Regions from separate parts of the Mus musculus genome. Here all the other regions are linked to region 1. A link is a contact called in ENCODE Hi-C or POLR2A ChIA-PET data. All regions are on one chromosome and are shown on one strand. The core of a region is the stretch at or near the end of the contact, and the rest is flanking DNA. Distances in the headings are between cores, read along the strand shown.

Region 1 (4,294 bases), core at 883-3,382:
TCACAATTGTATGATTTCATTTACTTGAGAGTAACCAAAAAAATGGCATCTGTGATTTCACCTAACAGCATCCTGAAGCTCTGGCAGCTCGCCCTGAGAGTCCTGATACCAGCCTGCCCCATCTTTGTCTATGGGTATCTGTGATGGTGAAGCATTTGCCAGCAGAGGGAGCTCTTTTGCTAGAATCCAAAGCGCTTACTTGTCTCTCTGTCTCTGTCTCTCTCTCTTAGGAAAAAAAAAAAAAAACTGCAAACTACGAAGCAGTCCGCTTTGAGGCATTGTCTTCACTGTTACATGAAGTCGCTGAATGAGCTCTGGGTTATTTAGGACTACACAGATGTCACGGGAGAACGTCGATTAATATAATTTAGTAAGATGTTTGTGGCTTGTGCTTTTTGTCTGACTACTTCGCACAACCTGACAGACCCTCCTGGATGTGCCGCGCCTGCTTTCAGGACCTGGCTTTTTAACCCCCGGCTGGAGGGAGACACTGTTTTTTGCTTTTTAAATTCGGCTTGGGTGTTTGTTTGCAAATAGGATCTCACTACGTGGCTTTCAATCCTCCTGCCTCAGCTCCACCGCACCCGGATGCAGTTTAAATTTGGTTCTAAACCGGGAGACATCGTAAGTCCTGCATCTCCGAGCCCTGCTGGCTTTCTTCTCCAGCTCGCTGCGTCTTACAGCGACCACAGCACGCAGTCTGTTTTGAGCATCGGAGTGGCCAGTCATCTCACAGAACCGTGGCGGGTCAGCTCTCACGTGGTTTAAATTTAGCCGCTAGGAGCCACCCGCAGCATCTGCTCCCGGGTCTCCTTGAAAACTTTTCGTAGAAAGCAAAAAGATCCAGTGTCAATCGGCGGGCAGAGCTGATGTTCCCTGAAGGCGAAGGACGTCCTACTGGACCACCACCTGCCCCATTTTATTTCATTAAAAATATATGCATGTGTATATATGTGTATGTATGTATATGTATATATATGTGTGTGTGTATACACACACACATACATATGTGTATGTGTGTATATATATTCATATATATGTATATATGTATAGTTTTCTCTCCACATTTTTACATAGCCCAGGCCAGCCTGGAACTCAAGGCAATCCTCCTGTCTCAGCCTCTGCGAGGCAGGGATGACGGACACATGCCAACCCACCCCGCCCTACTTCAGACCTGGCGGTCGGCAGGTCCGGCGACTCCGCCCACTGTCTTGCCGGGGAGGGGCAGGCGCGCTCCCGTCCAGGTCGCGGCACGGTTGTGTCAGCCCCTATGCAAATGAGATACCCAGAGCGGCCAATCGGAAGCCGGCGGGGCGGTGACGTGCTCTCAGAGCCCGGTGGTATTTATAGCTCGTATTTAAAGAGCCCTGGGGAGTCTCCCGCTCGCTGGGCGGCGGCGCGGAGCTGCGCGGTGGCGGGTGTCGAGGGGGGGAGGGGGCTGGGCCCGGACGGAGAGTGCAGAGTGCAATGGTCTCGCCCCGCTCCTAATGGTCCTTGCCTGGGCTCCTGGACAGAGGGAGAGCTCTGTCACTTGAACAATTAATGTTTCTTCCTTTCCCTTTTCTTCCTTCCTTCCTTTCTCTTTTTTTTAGCTCTTTGGACAGAATCTAACTCTAACCTAAGCTGAACTGTAGACCACTGTATAACACAAGCTGGTCTGTCCACGAACTCTCAGCGAAACTCCTGCCTCAAGTCTGAGTTTGCAGACCGATGTTGCAGTCGTGCACCATCGCGCCCAGCTTGACTATACATACGAATTTACACATATATATGTATATTATATACTTTAAATCATTTTTTAAGCTAGGGATTTGGACTCTCAAGCAAGAGCAGAAGATTCACTCCGACCCCACCCCAAGCCTCAGTCGGAGTCACCACCAGTAGTGGGGTTTCCTGGTACTTGCTGCTTGGAAGCCGTCTTCCTGGAGGGGGGGGGAGGGGAAGACAATACGAGCTGGAAAGCCAAGAGTCGTGGGATTAGGGGGCGGGGCAGTTGGCTAGGTGACAGTGTGATCATGGAAAATAAGATGCAAGATAGTGGCGGTGATCATCCCGTTTCAGTCGACTGATCGCCAGACTCTGCAGTGCGAAAGCAGGAAGCGCATGACATCAGAGGACGGAGGAGCCCTGAATAGGACCCGGTGTCTGCAAAGCTGGCTGGCTTCCTCTCTCCTCCTCCCCTATACCTCTATCTTATAGCAGAATTTGGTCTTGACGGTGAGCTCAGGCACTGGGTGCTGCCCTAGGGAGACACTGACCAAGTTTAGTATGCCTGGGTGCCTGTTCACCTGAGTGTATAATGACACAGACCTCAGATTCGTTTAAGGACAATCAGGCTGTTAGATGGGTTTGTAGAAAGGAGCTAACCTAAAGTGCTATGATTACCACCCTAACCTAACGAACAGATGGCGAATGGGGAGACCCTCACTAGTATGCAGGACACAAAGGCTTCTCAGCTACCTCCACAAATACAGTTCTCAGTAAGCCAAGATTGGGTTGTTACCCACCAAAGGGTCTGGGGTGTGCCTGGTCCCTTCTTGTTTTTTTGTTTGTTTGACTGTCTGTCTGTTTGGTTTTTGTTGTTGTTGTTGTTATTGTTCTTCCTTAGAAAGGTGTGCTTGACATAGATCTCTACAGACCAGGCTGACCTGAAGCTGTGTAGCCCAGGTTGGTCTCACACTCGGAGCAGATCCAGTGCAGGATTTAACGTTGCTGTGCACAAAGCCAAGGATGAAATGAAGCTGGATACGTTCGTTCGTTTGTCTGACTTCTGGGAAATCTGTGCTGTTGCCTCCCCTGCTTGGGGATGGCTCCCCGGCAATTGCAAGGTTCTCCCACCTTAGCTGGACTGGCTCTACACTCAGTCCCTATGACAGCCAGCAAGGCTGAAACAAAGGCAGTTGCTACAGCTGGTCACAGGACAGTCCTGTGGGCAACATTTGGAGGTCTCCGACACACATGAGACCGTTAAACTCTCACAGTATCGGGTGAGCTGAGCCCAATTTACAGATAAGAAAACAATTCTCAGACTCACTGGGACCGACCGCTGGTAGGACGGAGCCCAGGCCAGAGTTCACACAGTTCTCAAAGCCTCTTAGCTGCCCTTTGCACCTGTCTCTGGGGGAGGGGCTGTGACAGTGATGTCTTTGTTCGTCCCTGCTCTCCACCAACTACAGTCACCCTAATCCTGGTTTAACATGGTGGCTGTCAGGGGTATCTAACGTGAGTTAGAAAAAAAAATGGTTTGGGAAAACAAGGTAAACTAAGCTGATTTTCCAATTGTCTTGAATTTGTAAAAGTGCTCTGTAAAGTTGCTTAATGATTAAACTTTGGGCAGCCACTTGGCAGTGGCAGAACCTCTTCTTACTAATCGTACTGAGAGCCTAGGAAACTGAGTAGTGCTCAGATTAGCTAACAACCTTCTTCAAGGTCAGACGGTGTGCACGGATCCCCTTGTGAGGTGACTGCTCTATCCACTCTTAGACAAGAGCAGGCTGGACTAGCCTCATTTGGGAAGATGGACTGTCATTAGGATCCGATATTTGAATGAGAAACTGTAAGGCCACACTTGTGAGTACTGGACACAAGAACTCTGGAAGGCGGCCATCTGATTGATTGGGTTTACACTAATTGGGTTAACCCCAACTGGACAGTCGGCCCTAGGCAACCCTGTGAAGCCAGGGGCTTGGTTTCCCCATCTGTGGACTGGAAATTAACCTGTTTCTCCTGCCAGTGGCCTCAAGCCTGATGTCTCTGCCTCCGCTTTCTCCCCAGTCCCTTACATGCTAGAATTTTTAGGGTGCCTTCCTAAATGTGAGAGTTTTAACACAGCCTCTTGGGCTGCCCGCACCCTTTGCTGCCCCAATGACAGCTTTCGGTACCACTTATCTCTGACTCAACATCCCTACTACACTACTACAGTCTGGATGTGAAAGGTTCCCACCTGCTCATATGTGGGTCCCTGGCTACTGGGTGACTTTGCAGGGATGGAACCTTTAGGAGGTGGAGCTTTACTAGAGGAGGTGGAGCTTTACTAGAGGAGGTGGAGCTTTGCTAGAGGAGGTGGAGCTTTACTAGAGGAGGTGGAGCTTTACTAGAGGAGGTGGAGCTTTACTAGAGGAGGTGGAGCTTTACTAGTGGAGGTGGAGCTTTACTAGAGGAGGTGGAGCTTTACTGGAGGAGGTGGAGCTTTACTAGTGGAGGCAGAGCTTTACTAGAGGAGGTGGAGCTTTACTAGAGGAGGTGGAGCTTTACTAGAGGAGGTGGAGCTTTACTAGAGGAGGTGGAGCTTTAC
Region 2 (4,294 bases), core at 839-3,338, 64 kb after region 1:
TGTATACCTTCCCTGTGTCTGATTTCCTCGTCTACTAAAAAAGTAACTTAAATAAGTATAATACTTAAAATGATACAGAATTTCAGCAAGTCGTCGAATCTTGACTCCTCAAAGATTGGTTGCTGTAGTTTGAATAAGGAATTACATCACCCGTGGGCTCATAGATTTGCTTATTTGCTCCCAACAGGGAACCTTCCAAGTTTGAGAAGGTTGTGGAACTTTTAGAAGGTGAAGGGAGAGATCCCTGGGGACAGGCCTGAACTTTGTAACTGGGTCTCTCTTCTCATTCAAATTCTACTTTCTGAGTGTAGATGGAGCATAGCCAAGTGGCCTCCTGCTTCTGCCATTAAGGCTTCGCTCATGGATGTCTGCTGCTATGCCCCCCTCTCTGTGATAGGCTGTCTCCCTCCAGAAAGAGAAGGCAAAATAAACTCCTTCGGCCCTACTTGGCCCTTGTTAGTGCGACATCAGTGAGAATCACCAACACACGGGGAACAGAAAGAGATGTGTAGTCACGTCTGCGGTTTGATGTCTACTGAGCTGGGCTTTACATGATTTCATTGTTGGAAAGAATCTGAAAGGAAAACCTTATCAATCAGATAAAATTAGTGTTTTCAGACGCTCTTAAGAAAGAATACAGAGAAGGTTGGAGTGATTAATAATTACAAAATGGTAATACCTCATATTTGAAAAGCCATGAGTGCTTTTTAGGGAATTATAATTATAATCACAACTAAATTATATAGAGATAATATGTGTGGATAGCCTGTGAGGTAATGTCTCCTCCTTATCTTCTTCCTAATCCCTTGATTGTACAGCCAAAAAAAAAAAAAAAAAAAAAAAAGGCTCAAAACATTAGATTCTTACAACAAAATCAATGTCTGTAATAGATATGAATATCCTTATGACAAATCACTTATAAATGTTTCCCTGCCAAGCACTGTGCACACCCCACAGTCTGCGGCTTTATTTATGGGTGTGATGGAAGTTGCCCCTCTCAGTCAGTCTTGAAGGATTGATTAATGCATGACTGGGCATGCTTAACATTTGACAAGAGTTAACGCAAGCCTTCCTCCTGATATGCGGCCCGAGGCCTTTCTTTATACCCCACGTCAAACCTAGGACAGAGCTTCTGTCACTCACATTGTTTAAGGGAGGAAATGGCGAAATCGTATTGGCAGAATAAGCGCCTGGAGCTGGGGTTGGAGATTCTCTAATGAGAGTTTCAAAGTCTTTGTTACACTATGGAATCTTCCTCCAGCAAAGAAAAAGATATGCCTGTGCACATACGAAGTCCAGCCCAGAAAGCCTGGGCTCTGGGTGAGTAGCCGGTTTTGTGGTTTTGATCCTAGTCCTGTTTCTGCCTTCCCACTTCCTTGTAGCATCCCGAGGTGGGAAACTAAGGACGCATTTCTTGTTCGCTTCCTACTCTACTTTTTCTAAAGTCAGCAATCTTCCTTCAATGCATATACCAATACCACTCACTCTCCTAAGCAAAGACAATTCGGCCAAAGCGGCTCACTTTTGGCAGGGTTTACCAGCCAAGCTTTAGACTTTTCCATATTCGGTAGGTTCTGCAGTGATGAGGACCACTAACATACCTTAACACCAGGCTTTGTTTAGTTTCAAAATTGAATGATAAACACCGTGCAGTCTTTCAGGCTAAGTGTCTTTGGTTACAACAGTTTGTGGCTCTCCCGTGCAAAGCATCACAGTGGCTTGGTGAGATGCTCCCTAGAGGTGTGTTGCTACGTCCTTGCTGTTGTTGAGACTTGCTAATTAGTCAGGGAGGGCATGGGACCTGAAGTCTCCTGGCCTGGAATGTAGCACTCAACTTTCTTTTGTCTTGCAGAATTTGCGTAGGAAACATCCTGGGAGGGTCAACGCTGGGTAAATGCAGAAGTGGAGGGAAGGAAGACAGGAAACAGAAGCCATGAGTAAGCAAAGCCGCAAGACTGAGAGAAAGTGAGCGAAGTCAGTGGTAGTAATTAGAAAATAAGCAGGTGGAGAAAAGCAGACGCTAGAGCTGAGTCATGGGCGTGGCAAGGAGCCAAGGTCTCCCGTGACGTCACGGGAGGGGAGCTGAGTGCTGGTCAAGGGAGGGGAACGGAGGCGCCCTCGCTGGAGCTGTTCCTCACAGCTCGCCCGCCCGATGGCCAAGACAGGCTAGTGAGTTCTCCATTAGCCAGTCAACGGGCCCTTCAACTTTTACCTACTTTTTCTCACCATTCGCTTTTAAGCAAACCTGGAACAGATGATCAGGTGGTTATTTCTAATTCTTTGCACCTTCAAAGGATCAAATTAACACGATAATAGCAGAAGTCATCTGGGACAGACAAGGCACTCCACATGCTGTGTGTGGCCTTGGGGGTCCTACAAACCTCAAACCGCCAGACTGAAACTCAAATCCAAGGCCACATTGTTTTGAAGTTTCAGTTAGGTGACTTCTCTATCTAGCTTTAAAGTGCAGGGCAAGGGGAGTGGAGGTGGGGGAATTCCTTTGTTTGCTTGCTTGATTTTGCAAGAAAGTCTGCTCTTCCCCCCCCCCCCCATCCAGGTGAAGCCCCAAACTGCATAAATTTAGGTATGGAAATAAGACACCTGTTCTAAGAAATTGGAGGACTGACAGACCTCTTGGGATATGAGTTTCAGAATGTATTTTACATTGTTTTTCCAATATTTTGGACTGGGCAAAAACAAGTGAACTACTTTTTTTTTTTTTTTTGGTTTGTCCAGACAGGGTTTCTCTGTGTAGCCCTCGCTGTCCTGGAACTCACTCTGTAGACCAGGCTGGCCTCAAACTGAGAAATCCACCTGCCTCTGCCTCCCGAGTGCTGGGATTAAAGGCGTGTGCCACCACTGCCTGGTGAACTACTTTAATAATAGAAAATACTTCTTAGAGTTCAAATGGTCTCGGGGAATGCGATATCCTTATGTCTGACTCATTTTGCCTAAGTCTGTATTGTTTAATAAGAACTGATCATCGTAAAGAGGCTCACTAAGTGTTTGAACTCAGTTTCTGGTTAGTTTGTTTCTGGTTGTTTCTAGTGAAAGTGCCTTCTGACCTGAGGAAGCTCCCCAATTCCAGTTAAAAACAAAGAGATAGCAATTTGAATACTAATGAAAAAGAAACTATGTTCTTAACTTAGGTATAAAAGAAAAGGGGCCAAGGGGAAAGGGTATAAAAAGAAAAGAGTTGAGGAGAAAGGAGGGGGAGGGTAAAGTGTGGGGGCAGAAAGGAGGCCTTAAAGGACTGTAAGTTTGTGGATTCAATGGCATATGTTGTCAACAACCCACATTTCTCATAGTGAGCGTCAGCTCCTCACACTGTCACCATCAAACTACGCTTTGACTTGACTGCTGTGAGACTCCAGACTTTATAAGTCTCATCAAATTTTATTACAACAACTCCCAGTTTGTCTTACCTCTGCTCTGCTCTGTGGAGATCCATGGCTGCCTTATTCCTCATTGTCTACATGATCAGACCATCAGACCAATACCCAGCAAAGGTATTCCTACCTGTGGTCAGCCCCAGAGAATTTGCTAAAGCCTCATTAACAGTCATTGTTGGGCCTAAAGACACCGGTTCTGGAAACAGGCCCATAAACAGGGCCATCTGCATAGAGGACATGATGAGGCTGATTCGAAAATACCACCCTTTGGCATGGTTCTTGGTATACTGCTAAGATCCAAAAATGATTATCTTAAAAAATAATAATGGACAGTTCCCCATAATAATGACTCTAAGTAATTTTCAAAACTAGGAAGATTCTTTACAAATAAAAGTCAAAGAGGTGTGGGGTTTGGTTTTAGAAAAAAACAAAAAAACAAAAAACTATATGTGTCTGTGCTCATTTTTCAGCCCAGCATGAAGCATCACAGGAGACAGGGTCTTGAAAATCTTCTTTTACTCTGGTCTGATGGCTGACTCTTCTCACACGAGCGAGTCAGTTGATCTTACTCATTTCTAGGTGAATTCAGCCGGCTGGGGAGCAACCATGCCGGAGAATATGAAGCACGTGGTTCTAGTTCCTTCCAGCCTTCTAAGTGTGTCAGCTCTTTGAAATGGCTCCAATTTCACGGTGACATAGTCAGTAATTCCTAGAATAAGAACTTTCCTTTTCTAATTGGAACACAACTCTTAAGTAATCTGAGTCCTGGTGGGGTGTGGCCACTACCCAAGAGGCTGGGACAGATGACACAGAGGCTGCGAAGTCATAAAGGACTGGCCTGTCCATCCAGGAATGACAAGCAGTCTTTAAAGAAACCCAGTCACACAGCTGAGGGCAAGGCT
Region 3 (4,294 bases), core at 746-3,245, 36 kb after region 1:
GCTTCACTGCACCCCCTCCTCTGTGCCATGATGGTGCCAATCCCCTCCCATTTTTGCTTTTTTTTTTTTTAAAGATTTATTTATTTATTATATGTAAGTACACTGTAGCTGCCTTCAGACACACCAGAAGAGGGCATCAGATCTCGTTACGGATGGTTGTGAGCCACCATGTGGTTGCTGGGATTTGAACTCCAGACCTTTGGAAGAGCAGTCGGGTGCTCTTACCCACTGAGCCATCTTACCAGCCCCCCATTTTTGCTTTTATGTCACATGTCTCATCCTGCTTCTTTGTCTCCCACTCAAGATTTCCCCCTCCATCTCAGTCCCCTTTCTACTTAAGACGTACCCAAGTGCACAAACCTCAATTCCACATAGGTGAGAAATATGCATAATTTGCCCAAGAAAATATCCTAAGTATTCTTAAGTATTTTGTATTCATATTTGTGTACTTAGTGGGAGACGTTTTTATTTTTTAAAACAATTTTTTATTAGATATTTTCTTCATTTACATTTCAAATGCTATCCCAAGAGTCCCCTATACCCTCCCCCCTGCCCTGCTCCCCAACCCACCCACTCCTGCTTCCTGGCCCTGGCATTCCCCTGTACTAGTGCATATAATCTTTGCAAGACCAAGGGCCTCTCCTCTCATTGATGGCCGAATAGGCCATCTTCTGCTACATATACAACTAGAGACACGAGCTCTGGGAGTACTGGTTAGTTCATATTGTTGTTCCTCCAATAGGGTTGCAGACCCCTTCAGCTCCTTGGGTACTTTCTATAACTCCTCCATTAGGGGCCCTGTGTTCCATCCAATAGATGACTGTGAGGTTTTGCTGACAGGACCCTGATATAGCTGTCTCTTGTGAGGCTATGCCAGTGCCTGGCAAATACAGAAGTGGATGCTCACAGCTTTTTTAATTTTTAAAAATTACATTTATTCTTGTAGATTTGCAATTTGTCCACATCCATCATATTAGAGTGTTACTATATTTATAGTTGTGAGAAGGTACACATGTGTGTGCGTGTGTGTGCGTGTGCGTGTATGCCATGGTGGAGCCCAGGGGCTAACTCTCAGACGATCTCTCTTTCTACCTCGTGGGTTCCAGGGATTGAACTTAGGTCATTGGCAGCCAGTGTCTTTGCCTGCTATTGTATATAAACTTGGTGCTTTTAATCTTGTGTATAGGAGGACACAATGAATTCTCTTAATTCATTCTCACAAGATTATATAAATTAACTCCAAGTGAAGGCTTCTTCCTGGAAAAATGGTCTTGTGAGGCTGTGACATGGCTCCCTCGGCAAAGACACTAAGCTCGCCAAGCAAGCCAGGCAACCTGAGTTCAGTACTCAGAACCCACACAAAGTGGACGCAGAGAACAGACTCACATTGTGGTCCCCTGACCTCCACCATGCCTACACATATCACATGCGCACAATGACAATTAACGAACTAAATTTAAAATTTAAAATCTCCTAGCTGTAATTAAAAAACATTAAAGGTTACTTTTTGCTTGATGCTAGAGATCCCAGTTGATGGAGCAACTCTATGAAGATCAATGCTGTGGTATAACCCTTAAATATCGTCTTCCAGTGGGGCTGCCTTATAAAACGACGCTGGCAGTACAGGCTGCCTTTCTGGCTTGTTAGCATAAAAGCCTAGTCAACAGCGGCCTCGTGCAGGGAGGACACTTTGGAAGAGCTCAGCAATGCGAAGCCTCGCTCCTGCTAAGCACACGGAGTGGCTGAGGCCCCACTTCTGTTGCTTCCGGATTCGTGCTCCTGTCTGCACAATGGAATTATCAGTCGGTTAAAAATGTCTGCGCTCCCGAGATGAAAGGACTGTGAAGTGCTATTCTCATCAGTTCTTTGAGGCACAGCAGAACCGCACCACACAGGAAGCCTTCGCTGCCCATCCCCCTGGCCTCCTGTCTGAGGTTCCCAGGGCAAAGGCCTGGCTAGAAGCCATTGCACTCTGCTCAGCTTTGCGAGCCGGAGGGATGGGGCGATCTGGCCCAGAGTATCGCAAAGATGTTCTGACCATTCCACTGCCCATTCCACTGGATTCTAGGAAACGAAGTATGGGGGAGGGGACGAACTGGCTTTGTGGGCTCTGTAAATTCCAGTGTCTTCTCTCTGAAGTTCAGTCCTTAAAGCAGTTTGAGGGACCCAGGGGTGCTTACCTTACAGCTGCCAACGGCTGGGATTTTCTCGCCAAGCGATGTTTCTTCATGAATTGAGGCATGGCAAATGAATATTACCCAAAAGTGCCAGGCGGTGGTAGTGCGTGTCTTTAAGCCCAGCACTCCAGTTTTTCATGAGGTGTTAAATGTATTTTTTAAAAAAAGCACTGGAGAAAGGAGATGTCTAAGATCCAGAGGAGTTGTGCATCTCACAGGAGGCTGACAAGGGAGTTTGCCCGCGGTGGGTCACTCAGCAGCTTGATGCAGAGTCGGGAAGAGCATTACACCGATGATGATGTTCTCTTCCCGCCTCTGAAATGCCCCGCTGGAGGCCCCCCTCTCCCCCTCCCCCCAGGCTGCTCCTGCTCTCTTCCTCTTTCCCGTGGAGAAAACAGCCATCAGGCAACGTTGGTTCCGGCGCAATGACAGATGTCGAGGGCCGATTTCCCTACACTTCTGGGGGCTTAGAACTTACTTCCTCTCTAGGTAAACTTCGTCATTCAGTCTGATTTCATCCTTTCCAGACTTTTCCGTGGCCTTCATCTCTACCTGTCTTTCACCCCTAAGGTTTTCATCTCCTCCCTGCTCGGCCACTCTTCCTTCACTCTGCACGCCTATCTTCCCCAGCCCCGTTTTAATGCCCTACTCTTTGTCACTGTGATGGAGCGTTGGGTGTCCACTTGATAGGCTCTGGAGTCACCTGCTGAGATGAGCCTATGAACGAGCCTGTTGGAGAGTCTTAATTACATTAACTGATGCATAAGACTCATCTTCGTTGTGCACAGGACCATTCCCTGGGCCGGGGATCCTGGACTACATGAATGGAGAAGCAAGCTAAGCTCTAGCGGATTCTTTCACCTCTGCTTATTATGGAAGTGACGGGGCCAGCTTCTCCCCTGCCCCTGACACATCTTCCCCCAGGATGGAACGGCAAACCCACACCAACCCTTCCTCCTTGAAGCTGCTTCTCTCCAGGTGTTTTATCACAGGAGGGAGAAAGTGGCTAAGACGTTATCAAACCTTCATTGGGTGTTTTGATCTGTTTTGAATGGGATAAGGTCTTGCTGCGTAGCCAAGGCTAGACTTGAACTTCCTAGTTTGCCGAAACTGACCTGACTTCCCGTTTGTTTCCTATCCACCTCTGAGGGCACAGGCAGGCACCACCACGCCATGCGTTAGCTCTCGCTCCGCCATCTTTTTGTCTCAGCTCTCTTTTGAAGGATTTATTTATTCCGTTTTGTTAATTGTCTGGAGTTACACATCCTGGCTTCCTGTCCTGCCTAAAGTGAAACGAAGCTTGCCCTCTTAGAACTTCCTCCTCTAGATTGATGGGATTTCAAGTTGCAGGAGCAGAGAGACTGGGAGCCCAGAACTTTTTTCCTTTCTCCTCAGATATTTAATCAGTGAAGAAAGCCCAGACTGACTTGGGTTTTCACAGTGATCCCTACTGTGAATAATCTAGAGTTGTGCCCTCAGGCTAGGAACCCAACAGTGATGACTAAATCCACTACCAAACAGGATTAAGAATGCCTAGGGATTAGAGAGACATGCCTTTGGGTGTGTTCACAGGGGTGTTTATAGAGAGGGTTGGTTAATTTATGTGGGCAAGGAATGCCCTGAATATGGAGGGCACAGGTCTACGGGCTGGGGTCCCAAACAGAATTAAAAAAGGAAAAAGTCCTCTCCCTCCCCTCCCCCTCCTTCTTCCTTCCTCTTCCCCCATTTGCTTTCTGATCTGTTGAGGTGGGAACAAGCAGACACACCCCATATTCCTGCTGCCTCCACTGTGACTTCTGTGCCATCATAGACTGTATCCCCTCTAACTGTAAGCCACTCCCCCCCCCCAAAAGCAACAAAACAACAAAACCAAACAAACAAACAAAAACAGCTACAACTCTGCCTTGCGCACTGCCACCATCCTGTGACAGCACCTGGCACACAGAGTATGTGACACATTTCTCACTAGAGATCCTCAAATTCCCTTACTTCCTGCCTGGCTCTTTGCAACCTTTAAAATCACTACTACAATCCAGTGCAGTGGCAGGAGATTCCTATACTCACAGCACCAGGAAGGCTGAGGCAGGGGGACCACTCAGCGTATGATGTCATCTCGG

The links. Hi-C counts contacts between places; a loop is a spot of excess contacts on that map. ChIA-PET counts read pairs that join two places held with the same protein, here RNA polymerase II (POLR2A).
Region 2: a map of CH12.LX shows a loop between it and region 1 (3-fold over the local background). The contact joins two enhancer-like sites. A Hi-C loop is called at or near these places in 5 of 37 maps with a recorded cell type or tissue (CH12.LX, Patski, T-helper 1 cell and 2 more). POLR2A ChIA-PET finds 5 or more read pairs at or near these places in 3 of 5 experiments (all embryonic stem cell).
Region 3: a loop to region 1 is called in a map of heart, with 2.5 times the contacts of the local background. The contact joins two enhancer-like sites. A Hi-C loop is called at or near these places in 11 of 37 maps with a recorded cell type or tissue (CH12.LX, T-helper 17 cell, heart and 2 more). POLR2A ChIA-PET finds 5 or more read pairs at or near these places in 3 of 5 experiments (Patski and embryonic stem cell).

What each region holds. Positions count from the first base shown.
Region 1 is chr6:145,337,874-145,342,167 of GRCm38, reverse strand. No RefSeq gene overlaps it. Among named protein-coding and RNA genes, the nearest start is that of Gm38926, 8.4 kb to the left of the region's middle. Within about 2 kb of position 2,132, at least 1 of the 3 ENCODE cell types and tissues checked has a DNase peak (open chromatin) inside an H3K27ac peak, as active enhancers do; it is heart, where a contact is called at or near this core.
Region 2 is chr6:145,274,150-145,278,443 of GRCm38, reverse strand. No RefSeq gene overlaps it. Among named protein-coding and RNA genes, the nearest start is that of Gm15706, 26 kb to the right of the region's middle. Within about 2 kb of position 2,088, at least 1 of the 3 ENCODE cell types and tissues checked has a DNase peak (open chromatin) inside an H3K27ac peak, as active enhancers do; it is heart, where a contact is called at or near this core.
Region 3 is chr6:145,301,357-145,305,650 of GRCm38, reverse strand. No RefSeq gene overlaps it. Among named protein-coding and RNA genes, the nearest start is that of Gm38926, 45 kb to the left of the region's middle. Within about 2 kb of position 1,995, at least 1 of the 3 ENCODE cell types and tissues checked has a DNase peak (open chromatin) inside an H3K27ac peak, as active enhancers do; it is heart, where a contact is called at or near this core.